Regions from separate parts of the Homo sapiens genome. Here region 2 is linked to region 1. The links are chromatin loops, found by intact Hi-C in ENCODE. Cell type or tissue: dorsolateral prefrontal cortex. All regions are shown on one strand. Each heading gives the region's core, and the rest is flanking DNA. Links, peaks and the distances in the headings are about the cores only. Region 1 has its middle 260 kb from the start of OTUD1. Region 2 has its middle 19 kb from the start of PTF1A.

The links. Hi-C counts contacts between places; a loop is a spot of excess contacts. Peaks named below come from ENCODE experiments on the same cell type or tissue, not always from the same donor. Only the 100,000 strongest peaks of a DNase experiment are listed, where the experiment ranks them.
Region 2: it touches region 1 in a loop (2.4-fold over the local background); 5 of 110 quality-filtered maps call a loop at or near these places.

The regions. Positions count from the first base shown.
Region 1 is chr10:23,698,083-23,706,419 of GRCh38, forward strand. It overlaps a transcript of KIAA1217 not described here. Among named protein-coding and RNA genes, the nearest start is that of OTUD1, 260 kb to the left of the region's middle. RefSeq lists an enhancer at 4,881-4,930. In dorsolateral prefrontal cortex, for the core only: CTCF peaks have their summits at 4,996 (motif pointing left) and 5,205; a DNase peak (open chromatin) is centred at 4,989; H3K27me3 peaks cover 686 bases.
Region 2 is chr10:23,169,200-23,177,536 of GRCh38, forward strand. No RefSeq gene overlaps it. Among named protein-coding and RNA genes, the nearest start is that of PTF1A, 19 kb to the right of the region's middle. In dorsolateral prefrontal cortex, for the core only: no CTCF peak of the experiment used is centred there; a DNase peak (open chromatin) is centred at 4,169; H3K4me3 peaks cover 3,974 bases; H3K27ac peaks cover 2,818 bases; H3K27me3 peaks cover 3,721 bases.

The sequences.
Region 1 (8,337 bases), core at 10-8,009:
GATTATTGTAATTACATGATTTAATTAGGCACTGAAAATCAAAATATGTTGATGTAGAGCATTGCTTTGTTTGGGGCTTTGTATTCTGTAGTTAATGTCATTAATTTAGTATACCAACACTGAGAAGCAATTTGTAATTTGTGAATAGGAAAAAAATAGTATATTTTCCATTATTGAGTATCTTGCAGATATTTAAGACATCAGAGCTCTAGGAAGAGTATTGTGATTGTGGATAATTTATGGTGGCTTAAAATTTATATTGTAGAAGTAAATGTAAAGAAATACTAAAAATGGTAGCTAAATGTTGGAATTCTTTAACCAAACATTGAGATGTTTCTTCTGTGGTAGATCTTTGATTTGGATTATTTCCAGAACTGCACTGTTAGATCAAATGACAATTTGAGTGAGTCTTGAAATTTGGCAAGAAGCACACTCTAGGAGGCAGAAGTTTATTTTGGAAATTTAGTTAAGGGACAGAAATGCTGAGGTTATAGGAATGTGGGGTCGTAGATTACCGAGTTTAGAAAATATCTGGCCTCATTTTGCAGATGAGAAAACTGGAGCCAAAATAGTGAAGGGTCTGCATTTCCCAGGATCACACTCAAATGCATGAGTCCCTTATGTTGTCGACCGTAGGCTTAAGAGAAAAATCACACATTCAGGATACCTAAATCCAGGGGCAGTCTAACGGATCGGCTATCCTATTTTTTTTTCCTTTTTGAGACAGGGTCTTGCTCTATCGTCCAAGCTAGAGTACAGTGGCATGATCTCTGCTTACTGTAGCCTCAACCTCCTGGGCTCAAGCAATCCTCCGATCTCAGCCTCCCAAGTAGCTAGGACTGCAAGTGTACACCACCGTGCCTGGCTACTTTTTGTAGGCACAGCCTCCTGCCTCAGACTCCCAAAGTGCTGGGCTTACAGGCATGAGCCACTGCACCTGGCTGGGTCTGCTATCCTTGAATTTGTCTTTTCTCTCATTCTCTCTGGCTCACACCGTCCAGTTGCTCCCATCTCTGAGAGCGGTCTCCCATGCCAACCCCCTACTTTCACTGCTCCTTCTGCCTGATCAGGTCCTTCTGAGGACAGGGCAGCAAAGGACTTGGTTGGGGTCCTGTGGCTCCCAGTTTCAGACACGGGCCTGGTCCTAGGCAGAGCTGTGAAGTCAGTGAAGCTTGGACTGGGTGTTCCCCACATCTTCTTTCCTACATGTGGACACCAATGTACATCAAAGAATCACAGTTTCAGACACAGAAGGGACTGCGAAGACCATCTGGTTCATTTTAGAGATGAGGGAACTTGGGCCCAGAAAACGTTCTGTAGTTTTCATGACACAGCCATGGTCAGGATCTCCTGGGTGGTATTGGTGCTCCTTTTGACTGCTTGTGCTCTCTTCTCCATTGGATGGTGCTTGCATCTGATCACTCCATAAAGTGAGCATGTGGACTCTGGAAGGAGGCACCTGTGTCAAGTTCCAACCCTGTCTCTCCCCACCTATGCAACTATGGGCAAATTACTGAAGTTGTCCAATACTTCCCTTTCTTTTTCTTTTCCTTTTTTTTAGAGACTGGGTTTCTCTTTGTCACCCAGGCTGGAGTGCACCATTTCAATCATAGCTCACTGCAGCCTCGAACTCTTGGGCTCAAGTGATCCTCACACCTTGGCCTCCCAAAGTGCTGGGATTACAGGCATGAGCCACTGTGCCCAGCCATTGCTTTCTTTATTAATAATTTTTTATTTGTTTTGTTTTATAGCTTAATATAATTGCTTTTCCTCCAGATCGTAAGTTTTAAGAAGGGAAGGAACCAAGTGTTTCTTGCTCACTACAGGTCTAAGACCTAGCATACTGTTTGGCACACAATGGACACTTGATGAAAATTTGTTGAATAAAGGAGTAAATGAATAAAAGAATGAGTGAGTGAAGTATGCATCACTTAGATAGAACTGGAATCTTAATCATGAGAGCCACAGCCTTCTAAAGATTCTAACTGTGAAGTACTGTTTCCTTTGCTAACATTACTTTATGGATAGACGTGACCCTAATATGCCTGCTCCCTGCTTCTCTCACTTATTCCTTCTCTCAGTAAGTGGCAGCCCCATTTTTGTCATTACTTGAGCCAAAAACCTCGGAGTCATCCTCTTACAGAAAGCATTCAACCCATTAACCAATCCTGCAGCTAGGCCTTCATTATGTAATCCCAATCTGACCAGTTATCACCACATCCCTTCCTGGCAGCCGAGACCAAGCTGCAGTCATATCCCTGAATTATTGCAGTGACTTCCCAACCTCTCTCTGCTTCCATCCTTGTACCACCCCCAAAGTCTAGATTCCATACACAGCCACAGCAATACTACTAACACATAAGGCAAATAATGTGACTCCTCTGCTTAAATTTTATAATATTTTCCCATTTCTCTCATAGTAAAAAAAAAAAAGCCCTTACAATTACAAATAAGATTCTACATGATCTACCTGCTCTGACTTTCTGATTTCTCTACAACTTCCCTCTTTAATCACCATGCTTCCACCACATTGCCATCTTCCTGTTCCAATAACACACCACACTTGCTGTCATCTAAGTAACTTTGAACTTATCTTTGAACTTCTCCAGATAACCTGCTTGACTTCTCCACTTCCTTCAAATGTTTTCTCAAGTTCATCTTTTCAATAAGGTCTTTCTTGGCTACACTATTTTAAATTACATCCATCTAACTTTCTATCCTTTTTTGCACTAATTTCCCTTTTAGCTCTTTGGCTATAAGAAATTCCATACATTTGATTCACTTCCATCTTTTGTTTCTCTCCCCTACTAGAAGGTAAACTCCATAAAGGAAGAGATTTTTTTTTTCTGTTTTGCTCATTTCTGAATCCCTAGTGGCTAGAACAATTCCTGCCACATAGAAGGTAGTCTGTAAATATTTCTTGAATAAATAAATGGGAATAAAATAGTACCTATATCATAGAGTCTTGTTATGATTAAATGAAACCATGCACATTGAGTGTTTAGCACAGCGTCTGGCACTTGGTACATGTTTATTTAGTATAAGACATTATTATTATGGTGTCATCTCAGTTCTCCTGGCCTTTTAGTCCCTCTTCTGGCCAGAATTGTGGTCAGAGGCAGAACTCTTCTAGAATCCCTAATACTATTTTTGGAAATGACTTTGAAGAAGTCCCAATGGCTGTTTACATCTGCTGCTGAAGATAAGTAGGAAATAAATGCATTTATCTCTCCAAGATATGGCATAATCCTTTCCGTGAAATACTTTCTGTCTTAGGGATGCTGGAAGGTTGCGGTTGTGCCTTTCATCCTCAGGGTGAGAGAGCCACATTCTCTCATGTCCATGCAAGTCGTCCTCAAATGGGTTGGCCACCTGTCTTGGTTTTTCACAACTTTCCTGTCTCTCACTTTTGGGTTTGCCTCTTGCTGGTCTTAACATAGCTGTTCTCACTGATGGCCTCCTGAACCAGCAAAGTTTAGCTGGAGGAGTTATGAGGTCGTATCAATTAACCAATGAAGCATTACATGAACAACAAAAACTAATAATAAAATGACCCCTGTAAAGCCCTCCCTAGGGCTAGTAATAGCCTGTATAAATAGCCTAAATAAATACTTCTTACTTGCTTAATAATAGCCTGTAGCTGTTTAAATGCCCTGTTGTCTGGGTTGATAGGATATTTTCACAGCTTTACCAGGACATTGTGAGCAGATATTGCGTGTACGTGTTAAAGTTTAGTACCTTATTACATTTATGTATAAATTAGCATACTATACAGATCGTAATTCCTACTAGCTCAAAGCAGTCAAATTTTAGAAGTTGACTCCACAAATAGCACCTTCAGTCCTGAGTGTTTACAATGGTTTTGCTTTACCAGAGAAAAATGTCATGTTGTGCCCATTTTTCATGCTAGAAATAGAAAGAGAGCCTTGGGTTTAGTACTTGTAGGTTACCAGGTCTTTTCTTAGCCTGCTCCATGACCTTGTCCAATTTCCATTAGATTACAGTGGCTTTTCTGGAGCCAGGAAAAGTTACTACAGCAGCAAAAATGGGGCCAACAACCTTAAAGTGCAGCATATCTATGAGAAATTCATTTTATTGTAACTGTAAAAGAGATGCAGACAGTACAGTTCTTTAGGGAAGAGGGAGAGAAGAGAAGTGAACAGAGAACTTGGGGTGGGTGGGAGGAATTTGGACTCCAGTTATAATCATACAATGAGACAATGAAATGAAAGAGGGAGTGACTTTCTAAGGGGTACACATTATTTTTTCTTTTGCCTAGTTCATAAACACATTTTATTCTGAACACTCTTCATAAGTAGGTTGTTGGGAAGTATTTTCTAATAGAAACAACATTATATGTGGAATGTAGGTTTCCAGCTGCCTTGGGGAAACCTATTTAATTTATGGCTGAGCATTCAAAAATAATACTATAGTTTGCTTTTTCATATGGGAAAATGAGTCTTAATTTGTAATTAATAAAATCTTAATTGCCATCATGTTACACCATGAAGATTCAGGTTGGGCATTTTTGTAAGTAATCTCTTCCTTGACTCCTTGCTAGTTTACTTAACAGAACAGGAGAATACACACACACACACACACACACACACACACACACACACACACAAATATATTGTATTTTGTTGTGTATGATACATATATAAAACATACTTATATAATCACTCTACTGAACAGACAATATCGAATCCACTTTATTTGCTACTTAAAAATTAACATAAATAATATTAAGTTAATAAAATGTAGCCTCCGGAGTAGCTGGGACTACAGGTGCATGCCACCTCGCCCGGTAATTTTTTGTATTTTTAGTAGAGACGGGGTTTCACCGTGTTAGCCAAGATGGTCTGGATCTCCTGACCTTGTGATCCGCCCGCCTCGGCCTCCCAAAGCGCTTCTGGTTGCCTTTTTTTGCCCTCTGTATTCTGGTCCCTCGGGCTCCTTGATGCAAAGTGTGACCAGCCCTCCCCCTAGTGGCGATTAGAACATCTTCCCTCCATGCCCTGGTTAATGCCAGGAACTTGTTTTCACCTGCTATAGTCCTGGCATGTGGGCTGGGCGCTTCTCCTTCTCAGCAGTCTCCAGAGATCGGGAGTGGAGACCCTCCTGGCGGTCACCTATATGTATAGAGCAGAGAGATGTCCCAGCAAAGAAAGTGCAGTGTGGGAGTGGTGGAGGGAGGATCAGAGAGACACTTTGAGTCTGAAGTTTCTTTTCTTTGCAAGAACGGGACATTGCCCTATGTACTTCCTGATCTGCACCTAGCTTTATACCATGGCGTCCCATCTGCAAATTCCCTGTGGACTAAAAATCTGATTGTAGGTTTCTTCCCTGTTCTCTGATTTCTGAAAAGTACAAAGACGACAAGATTTTCGGAAGGTTTTTATTTGAGATACGCTGGCTCTCTGCAGGGGGAAAAAAGCCCTGATTTGAACTGTTTGCCAATTTCTGTATCGTAAATATTTCTGCTGTGGCCAATTACAACATGACATCAACTGACTTAAAAAGTCTTAAAAACTTAACAGTTGGCTCTCGTGAATATGTACAAACTGGTCCCCATACTGCACTGTTTTCACGGCTAACAATGATGTAAAAGAAAGGGTATGTTTTCCTCTTATTCTTTCTCCTCCTCCTCCTCCCCTTTTCTTCTTGGTAAATGTAGAGAAAATAAAAGGTATAGATCAGGGGGTCAGCAAACTTGTTGTATAAAGGCCCAGAGAGCAAACATATTTTAGACTTTGCAGTCCGCACTGATTTTTGTCACATACTCTTTTTTATTTTTTAAAAAGTCCTTTGAAAATGTAAAAACTGCATTTTTGTTTTTGTATTGCCAAAGAGCAATACAAAAACAAAAACAGGTTGAGAGTTAGATTGGGTTTGTGGATCTTCATTTGCTGATCCTTGGAATAGAACATCAGGGTGGGTCTTTGGAAACCGAGGACTGGTGTAATATATACAATATACTATATATATATACACAATATATATGTGTGTATGTACTTTGTATTATGCACACACATACACATATATGCATGTATGTGTGTGTGTATGTGTGTGTGTGTGTGTGTGTGTGTGTATATATATATATATATATATATATATATATATATATATAGTGAGCTCAGTGGTAAATAAGGAGAAATATGACCCCAGGGCTTCTTTTTTTCTTTCCTTTCTTTTTTAAAAAACAGCTTTATTGAGATATAATTCTTATAGTGTACAATTCATCCATTTAAAGAGTATAGTTGCATTTTTAAAAACAAATTTATAAGGTCATGCAACTACCACCACTATCTAATTTTGGAACATTTTCATCTCCCCTAAAAGAAACTCCCCTACCCAGTAGTTGCGGTTCCCTTCTTACCTTCCAGCCTGTCAGCCCCTGAAAACTGCTCATCTACTTTCTGTTTCTATGGATTTGCTGATTTTGGACATTTCATGTATATGGAATCATAACAGTATTTATCCTTTTGTGATTGGCTTCTTTCACTCTGCGTAATGTTTTAACTGTTCATCTGTGTTGTTGCATGTGTCATTAATTCCTTTCTTTTTATTGCCAAATAAAAGTTCATTGTATGGATATACCACATTTTATTGTCCATTTATCAGTTTATGGACATCTAGGTTGCTTCCAATGTTTGGCTATTATGAATAATGCTGCTATAAAGACTAAAATACAAGTCTTTTTATGGGTATATGTCTGTATTTCTCCTGGATAGACCCCTAGTAGTGGAGTTATTGGGTGATATGATAACTATGTTTAGCATTTTAAAGAACTGTCAAACTGGTTTCCAGAGCAGCTGCATCATCTTACATTCTTGCTGTCAATATGAGGGTTCCATTTTCCTCACATCTTTGCCAATACTTAACTCTTTTTTTGAGGATAGTCATCTTTCTGGATTTGAAATGGTATCTTGTGGTTTTGACTTGCATTTCGCTAATGACTAATGAGGTTAGGTATCTTTTCATGTGCTTATTGGACATTTGCATATCTTCTTTGGAGAAATGTCTATTCAAATTCATTGTCAACTTTTAAATTGGTTTGTCTTTTTATTATTGAGTGAGTTGTTAAGTGTTCTTTATTTTAGGTACAAGTTTCTTGCAAATATTTTCTCTCTTCCTGTAGGTTTTCTTTTCAGTTTCCTGATGGTTTATTTTGCAACACAAAAGTTTTAATATGTTGATGAAGTACAATTATCTGTTTTTTTTCTTTTGTTGCTTGTGCAACAAATGCAGATTCATTAAGATTTATTCCTGTGTTTTCTTCTAAAAGTTTTGTAATTTTAGCTCTCTTAATTTGTCTACATTTTATTTTAAGTAAAGATTTTTGTATATGGTGTGAGGAAGGGATTCAACTTTATTTTTATGCATGTGGATATTCAATTGTCCCAGCAACATTTGTGAAAAGTAATCAAATTTTCTTGACAGCCTTGTTGAAATCAATTGACCATAAATGTGAGGGTTTATTTATGGGGTCTTAATGTTATTTTATTGATCTGTATGTTCATTTTTATGCCAGTACCACATTATCTTGGATACTGTAGCTTTGAAATAAGTTTTTAAATTGGAAATTGTGAGTTATTCAACTTTGTTCTTATTTTTTAAGATTGTTTTGGCTATCTCAGTACTTGAGTTTCCACATACATTTTAGGGCCTGCTTATCAATTTCTGTGAAAAAGAAAAAAATAAACAGAGAGACAGCGCCAGCTGGGGTTGTGGTAGGAATGGTGTTTAGTCTATAGATCAATTTGGGAAGTAATGTCATCTTAACAATATCAATTCATTTGATACATGAGCATGGTATGGCTTTCCATTTATTAAGGTCTTAATTTTTTTCAACATTGTTGCATAGTTTTAAGAGTATACATTTTACATAAATTTTGTTAAATTGATTTTTAAGTATTTTATTTTAAATGTTGTTGTAAATGGAATTGTTTGCTTAATTTGATTTTTGAATTGTTCATTGCTAGTATATGAAAACACAATTGCTTTTTTTTATATTGGTCTTGTGCTCTGCAACCTTGCTAAACAAATTTATTTGTTTTAATAGCTTTTTGGTAGATTTTTAAAGGATTTTCTCTATGCATGATCATGTCATCTGTGAATAGACAGTTTTATTTATTTCTTTCTAATCTAGATGTGTTTTTCTACCTCCCTCCCTTTTTTACTTCCTTGCCTAATTGTCCTCGCTAGGTCCTGTAATACAATGTTAAACAGAAGTAGCACAGGTGGACATCCTTGTCTTGTTCTGGATCTTAGAAGTAAAAGCACCCAGTCTTTCACCATTAAGTATAATGCTAGCTGTAGGTTTTCCACAAATAC
Region 2 (8,337 bases), core at 206-8,205, 530 kb before region 1:
CCATCTAATGTCTCTGCCATCACTCAGGGCATTTAGAGTCCTCTCTGGGATCCTCTGTACCAAGGTGGCAGATGACAAGAGGAGAAAAAGCCAACTTAGAGGATTTCAAGAGTGGTTTTAGGGACTAATGCTAGAAGTGATGTACCTTACTTTTGCCTACATTCCATTGGCCAGGACTGAATTACACAGTCCAACACAGCTGCAGGAAAGGCTGGAAACTGTAGTTTAGCTCTATACAAGAGAAGAAGGAAACAATTTAGTGATCTCATTGCATATCTAGGGTGCTTATTAAAAAATTATGTTTTCCAAAATTATATACACACACATATATACATGTTTGTGTATGCATATACACACATATATACATGTATATGTATGCATATACATATAGATGCATATGCACACATATATATAATGTGCATATATAATATTATTTATATATATATATATAATGTTTTTTCCTGATGCTACTAGACCCACCAAATCATAAGTTTTGAAGTTAAAGCTGATGACTTTTATAGGTACTGAAGTTGGAGTGCTGGTCCAAAGATGGCTTTGATGGTTCCAGCACTAACAGTAACACCTCCTCTTTTCCAAAGTCTATCACTGTCATTGGTCTTCCTTAAATATCAGGCTGAGTCCCAAGAGTATTTTTTGCAAATCTTTCAGAAGTTGCAACAACTGTAGCATGAGGATTCTCAGGATGGTTTGTCCCCAACGCTAAGATTGCAACATCCCAGTAAGGATGTGAGTGAGCGTGCTGTTTGCCAGGTCTTTTTCTCGCCAGTTTTATTCTTACTCAAACAAAGGGAATATTGTGGGGCTTCACTGAGTGACACAAATGGAAGCTAGCCCACACAACTAAGATCTATTTGCTTTAGGGACACGGTTGAGGTCACTTTTCATTTTATGGGTACATCATTTTATGGGGGCACATGGGAGAGGTTTCTGTCTGATGTCAGTACTGCAAATAGTTGTTCTTCTGTGAGAAACCAGTTTACTTTTATCTTAGACCCCGTGAATCATGACATTTATTGTGTTTTTTCTTTGCATTGGGAACAATGAGGAGGTTTGGAGCCAGAACTTTAGAGCATCTCCAGCAAGTGTACAGAAATTAATTCCAGTTACATCTGATTTTTTCTACTTTCACTCCAAATATTTTCATTTACTTATTTTCTGATCTTGTTAAAGTACACATATTTGCGCATACTACTTAATATGTATTTTGAATGAGCAGGGTATAAATAGATTTTTAACTGTTAAATATGATATTACAGGCATGGTGGCTCATGCCTGTAATCCCAGCACTTTGAGAGGCTGAGGCAGGTGGATTGCCTGAGCTCAGGAGTTCAAAACCAGCCTGGGAAACATGGTCGAACCCTGTCTCTACCAAAAATTAGCTGGGCTTGGTGACTAGTGCCTGTGGTCCCAGCTACTCGGGAGGCTGAGATGGAAGGATCGCTGGAGCCTGAAAATTTGAGCCTGTAGTGAGCTGTGATTATGCCACTGCACTCCAGCCTGAGTGACAGAGTGATACCCTGTCTCAAAAAAAAAGATGATATTGTGACAGAAAAATGAACAGAACAGGTCCTTGGTCTTTTTACCATATTTTAGCCCAAGGAAAATTCTTCCTATAAATGGCACACATGAAGCCTTAATCACTGGGTTTGACCCAGTACTAACTGAGCTTCCCTAGAGATCTCAGAATAGATTCATTAATTAAAACCGCATATACCTTTCCAAGATGATTCTGTCTCAGTTATTTCTTTCCTGAGATAGAATCACCCCAATTTGGGCCCAGAGGCAGTGAAGAACTTAAATGTCATCAGGAAGAAGTGTTGAATGGACCACTCTTGTCTTTGATAAATTTTGCTCTTGCCTGAAACTTCTCCACCATAATGTTTAGATCAGACGATGAAAACAAAGTGAGAAACAGTCAGGCATCCTTAAGACATTGCATGACTATTATTTAGTAAAAATTTTCCCACATTGAATTGAATAAGTAAGTTATGGAGCAGATTGAGAGAAAGGTATCTAAATGTCCATTCAATTAACTAAACTTTATTAGACACTGTCACTGTGCTTTCATGTTATTTTTATTACACACACGCGCGGGCGTGCGCGCACACACACCCTCCCCCCCATCCCCCCAACGGAAACAAGCACACACCCGGGACGGGAGGTATTAAAAAGGTGTGATCCCCTTGCTTTTAGATTTGAGCAGATGGCCCATGGTTTGAGGCGGTTGCCTCCGCAGGCTCGGCCTTTACCTTCAGCACCAAGGCCAGCGCACCTGGCTCCACGAGGCTCCCAGAACCTTCGCCATTCCGGGACTCTCATGCCCAGAACTGCAATAAAAAATGTTATTTCTCAATGAAATTCACCTTCCTAACTCATGAATTGCGCTTCATTCATTGCTCTTCACGAAGTGGTCATTGGTACCAGCAGGAAAAGTGTGAGACAAGGAGAAACGAAAATGTCCAACGTATTGGAGACCTGCCCCCTTACACACATGCACGCACGCTCACACACACACAACCAGATGGTCCGGATGTTGGTTGAGTTTTGCTCTCCTCACTCCTCAGGGACCCAGTTCCTCTTTGCACGGGGAAGCAGTTAGGAAGAGCATCCCTTTCCTCCAGTCCCAATAAGGAGCGATTCCTGAGCGAGGATTGGGAGGGGAGGAACACCAGTGCTCAGGTCTCTGAGTTTCTAAGGTTTGTCCTCCCACGGAGGTTTTTATCCTTGGGGCTTATGTATAGTTTTTGACTTTAAGGCACACAAAGACAACCTACCCAAAAGATTGCCATTCCCAATTAAAGTCCTAATGAAAACAGCCCCGTGAGGAAGACACATCAGACATTGGTTCCCATTTCATGGATGAGAAAACTGAGCCCAAGAGGTTAAGCTACTTGCCCAAGATAACACAGTGAGTCACCGACAAAGACGAACCCCAAAGCTGGATTTCCAATATTCTTTTCTGCTTGCCTTTCCTCACTAAGATGCATATATTTACCAACTGTCACCACGATCCGCAGTTCTTCGCCCCTCCCTCTGTCCCAATTATCTAGAAACAAAAAGAGTAGAAAATCGAAAATGAGATGGAGGTCGGCAGGGGTGTGAGGCCACGGATGGCTGCTGCTTCCTTGCTTCCTTCTTTTGAAGCCAGAATCGACTCTGCTCTTGCTCGATGACAGCCCCTCGCCGGAGGCGCGGCTCCTGGCCTCTGCGGGGGTCCGCGCAATCCGGGCGCCTCCAGCTGCCCCCCTCCTCCGAGGGTCGCAGCCACAGAGCGCAGGCCCAAGCTGGGGCAGACCAAGGGCGGCTGGGGTGCTCATGCCGGTGCCGGCATCACTGCCGGAGCCGCCCTGGGCGCACTGCACCCAGCGCTGCTTCTCTCGCTGGTTCTGTGCCGCTGCTCCTCCCGATGCTTGGGGGACCGCAGGGAGGCCGAATGACAACCGGGGAGCCTCGGGGCCGCGCCTGAGGCCCAGAGTCTGGGCTGTGCAGAGCGCAGAGCCCCAGCTTCCCCAGCTCCCTCCTGGATTAATGCTTGGTGCCAGGGAGAAGCGCAGGGCTCTTTCCGCCTCCTCCCCAAGTGCACCCGGGCGCGCTTCCATCTGATTAGAATGTTTCTTCCATCTTATTAGAATGACAGTAGCTTTCAAGTCATTCATTATGAGAAGAATTTTAGTCTTAAAAGAAAAAAGGGAGTCCCACTGTAATTGTGAGTTGTAATAAATGCAAACTTCTGGTGCCTTCCTCTGCAGCATGGAAGACAGTAAAAAATGTGTCTCGTCCAAACGCACCCCCTCTCCAAGCCCATTGTGAAGTCAGTCGCCAACAAAGGGGACGTGTGAATATTCAACACCGACTCTTTCACTTGTTTTTTCCGGAATCCCTGAGTCGACTCACCCCCTCTCCTTTTTTTTTTTTTTTAAATGGGCGAATACCTGTTTAAGTTTTAAAAGCACATGGAAATTGCCCGCGAGCGACCATATAATTTGATTTGCCAGGCAATCTGCAGAGCGATCGCACGTCATTTATAATGTTCATTGAGCATTTTGCCTAATTGTGTCTGTCTCTGAAAGGGCAGCGCACCCCCTCCCGACCGCTAGCAGCACAAGTGGCGACATTCCCATGGAGCGGCCGCGCCGCAGCTTGCCGCATTCAGCGCGGACGGCCTGGCCGCGCGCTTCCCCGCCCGGACGACCGGGCGCGCCTGACACTAATAGCTCGCGGCTCAGGTACGAGCGGGCGCCGCATTTGACTCAATTCAATTCACAACCGGCCGCGCTTGCAGGTGTCGCCTTTTGAAACCGCCATTCAGGCGGCCGCTGTTCACTTCTCGCTGCGCCGCGGGTTCTGTAGAAGCGCAAGAATGGGGCTGATTATTCCGGTGCCCACATGCCGCCCCCACACGCCCCCACCCCCGTCCGGCGCAAGACTTCCCTTGGCCAAAAGAGGCGTTTAATTAGTTCTGGGGCCGCGGAGAGCCAGCGTGGCCGACAAAGCCCGGCTCCCCAGGTAACCCGGGTTCCCTGCGGACCCGGGAGGGGGCGCGCGGGGCCGGAGCACCGGCCTTGGGCTGCGCGCTCCCTCCGGCGACACTGCCGTCCCCCTGGCCTCCGGCCCGGTCCCCCGCAGGCCAAAGGCTCATCTGCCGGGCTTGGGTGGCCCGGGCCAGCGCCGCCTGCGGTCCCCGAGTGCGGCTGGCTCTAAGGCCGGCGCCCTCTCCCCGGCTTTCAGTGCTCAGAGCCAGGCCAGCGGGAAAGAAGGCAGCATGGTCCGCAAAAGACAGGTGGCAGTGGCAGTCTTGCATGATACTTGTCCTTCTTCCCTGTTCCCCATTTTGGGGAAACACTGGAAACACTTTTCTCTTTATGCGCATTCGCGTCTCAGCACCGAGTGCTCCAAGCCCTGCGCGCAGCGCCGGGCTTGGAAGGCGGCGAATGGCTGCCTAGCCGCCGCCCCTACTAGTGACACTCGGCCGCCAGCCCCCGCCCAGGATGTGCACATCTGCTGGCAGCACTGGCCCGGGTGGCAGTCACCGGGCCACCCACTCCACAGGTACAACCGCACCCAATCCAACCTGGAACTCGGAGGGCTGTGCGCGCCGAGCTGGGATCGCGCCCCAGCGAGCCGGGCCTTTGGCTGCGCCAGGGCCCAGGCCGAGTCATCCCGCCGCTCGCGTCGCCGCGAGGCGGGACACCGTGTGATACCTTTGCCGTGGGCTGGGCGTCGGCCGCGGGGCGGAGAGCGGGTGTCCCACCTCGCCTCATCATTTGATTTCCGCCAGCGTCTGAGGACGGCGCACCCAATTCGTTCCACTCGCTGCGCTCTGTGAACCAGCGGCGGGCAGGGCGGGGGAGGCCGGGCTGGGGGAGGGCAGGGTGGTCCCAATCCCCCGCCCCCGCCCCGCCGGCCTCGCGGAGCACAAGTGTTGGGATTCCCACGGGCAGGCGTGCTCTGCGGCTGGAGGCCCGAGCGCCCAGGGCCCAGGAGACGTGGCGGACACAGAGGGGTTTGTAGGCACGGTGACCTCCGTGCTCCTGCTCTGAAAGGGCCTGAAAGGAGCGGTTTATGGTGCATTACCAGTCAAGGGCTCAGGTACCAGCGCCTTGTGTCGGGAACCCGGGCGGCCGCCCGTGCTGCAGGTGTCTGCTATACAAACGCCCCGGGAGGGGGAGGGCAGGCCGCCGGATTGGGGGCCGGGGAGGGGCCTCCGGCCTGGCCTGCTCCTGCCACTCGCGCGGTTTCGCTCTTGCTCCTCTGCAGCCATAGCAGCCAGCCAGGGGTGCAGACGGAGATCCTAGCTGCCGGGACAGAAAAAGCTGCAGGGGCCTGGCTGCCCAGTCCCGATTTGGTTTCAAGACTAACGGCAGCAGGAGGTCACAGGAGGCTTGAACCTCTCCGGGGAGACAACCGCTGTGCCGGGGAAGAAACATTTTGCCCATATGTTGGGCTGCTTGGGCCTCCAGAGGCCTGCCAGGATTTAACTTGAACTTTCCAGGTAGGCCTGCCCTCTCCTTGTCTATCTTCCTGTGCAAAGAAGGGCCTGAGCCCAGGCGCATTTAGCAGCTGTTCCTGGTTAAACAGCAGTGTGGCCTTCTCACTGACCTCTCCCAACGCCACAGTCGCTCCCTGCCCAGAAGAAACCACGGAAGGTACGTTAGCTTCTTTGGGCTGCACCAACAGCTATGCCTTTAGTGGGTCACTCCTGTACCCGTCTGTGTCCCGAAGGCCTGACAAACCAAGAAATTTAGCCCCCCACCCCCACCCCCTCAAGCTGGCTTCTAAAGCAAAACCTTAAAATGCTTTTTTTCCTTAGGGAGGAAATTGTCAATGGAGTTTACTCTCTAGGTAAGCCCCAAAAAGTCTTCACACGGCGGAAATACTGAAAAAGAAAAATAGCACAAGAAATACGGCTATAATATTAAGACAATTTTAAAAAGAACAAGTGGTGTTTAATAATACTCAGGGCCAACTTGAAGAAAAGATGAGGGAGACAGAAATGTTGGGTGTGTCTAAAGGGAACTTCAAAAGGTTTTAGAGCTTGTCTGTCTTGCCTAATATTAGCTGGAAATTTCCTTTCCCTTAATGCAAGGCCACCACCCTCATTACTTTTATATGTGTCATCAATTATTAGGATTCGTTTTTGACCAGATAAAAGAAAATGATTTTCTTAAAGTAATAGAGAAGTTGGTCCAGGAATAAGGCAGTTGGCCAAGGATAAGGAAGATGGGTGTGTGTCTGAAAAGGACTGTTTGCAAGGAGAATAAAGGGGAGAAAATAGATTCCTCACAGGGTGAAAGTCTTTCCCATCTGCAAAAATAACGGAAAAGTCACCCCTGACCTTTCTTTTATCACATTCACAACTCTACTTCTTAATAAGTTCCTCCAGATAGGGGTCTCAATCAAGTTCATTGCCTTTATTCAGTCTTCATCAGTCTGCACCCCAATCTCACATTGAAACTGTTTTTAATCATTTTACCAGCAATTTCCATGTCCCCCAATTTAGGGCCAATTTACAGACCTTAGTTTGCCTAAAATTGCAGTAACAGGCCCACCATTCATCCTGATGGCAAAAGCAGAATCCTTAGTATCATCTTTTCCTTCTCTCTTTTTCCAATTCCCACATTCAATAAGTTCAGAAATCCTAGTAATTCTTTCCAAAATCTCTCTCCAATCTGCCCAGTCACCACCCAGTTCAGTCCTTCACAATATCCCAGCTGTTCTGCTGCCACGGCCTTCTGCTCAGTCTCCCTGCCTGTAGTCCTGCCTTGCTTCCATCCATTCTCCACAGCGAAGCCCCAAGCACCCTTCGTAATTGGTAAACTGGATCATGCTATCCCCCTGGGTAAAACCGTTTGTCGGCTTTCTATTCCCAAATTAATTATAGGTAAGTTATAAAGATGTGCTGCTATACGAGTCAGTTATATATATTATAAAGAATGCATAGGACACACAATTTTTCTAAAAAAAGATAAAAAATGTAGATGATAGTTCTGATAGTTTCTTCCTATACCCCTATAAGGTTTATCCAATCTGCAAATGACTATCTATATGATGCCCATCTCCATAACACAGTTTACAAGGTCTTCTTTGATCTAGATCCCATCTACATTTCCATCCTTACCATCCCTCTTTACTTCATCCTTAATAAAATCCTTTTTTAAATAAAATTTTTTATTTCTTCAAATTTCATGATGATCATTCTGTTTCATGTTACTGTCTACCTCTAATCCTCATTTTCAATCCTCCATATGCCCCATGGAAAAAAGGATATGTTGTACCTACTGTTCTGTTGCTAGTGTTTAATGCTAGCAACAGACAGAACAGTACATAGAAGAGATATTCCAAGCACACTTCCCAGCACACAACAGGTGCTTAATAAATGTGTGTTACAGACATGAACATCGTGCTTCTTTAAGGCAGCCACGTTTTCTATGAAATAACTCAAAATCAGAGAAAGCTGATCCATAGAAAATGAAAAGGATGAAGATGTGCAGAAGGAAAGAGAAAGAAGCACAGGAAAGACAGAGACAATGTCCAGGCATCTTTCTAGATCATGATGTGTTGACTAGTGTACAAGTTTAGCTGCTCTACTGTAAAAAGTTTACAAATATGAGATACAAGTTTATTTACTTCTCATAGAGACAAAACAAAGCTGGATAGGTATTCCAGGCTTGGTATGGGCTCTAAATGATGTGGGGGACTTCAGTTCCTCTTGTGTATTTGCTCATCTATCCTCAACGTGTAGCTTTCAACTCATGGTTCATAGTAGCTGCTCCAACTCCTCCTGTTGCCTCAGCATCCCAACCAGTGGAAAGAGGG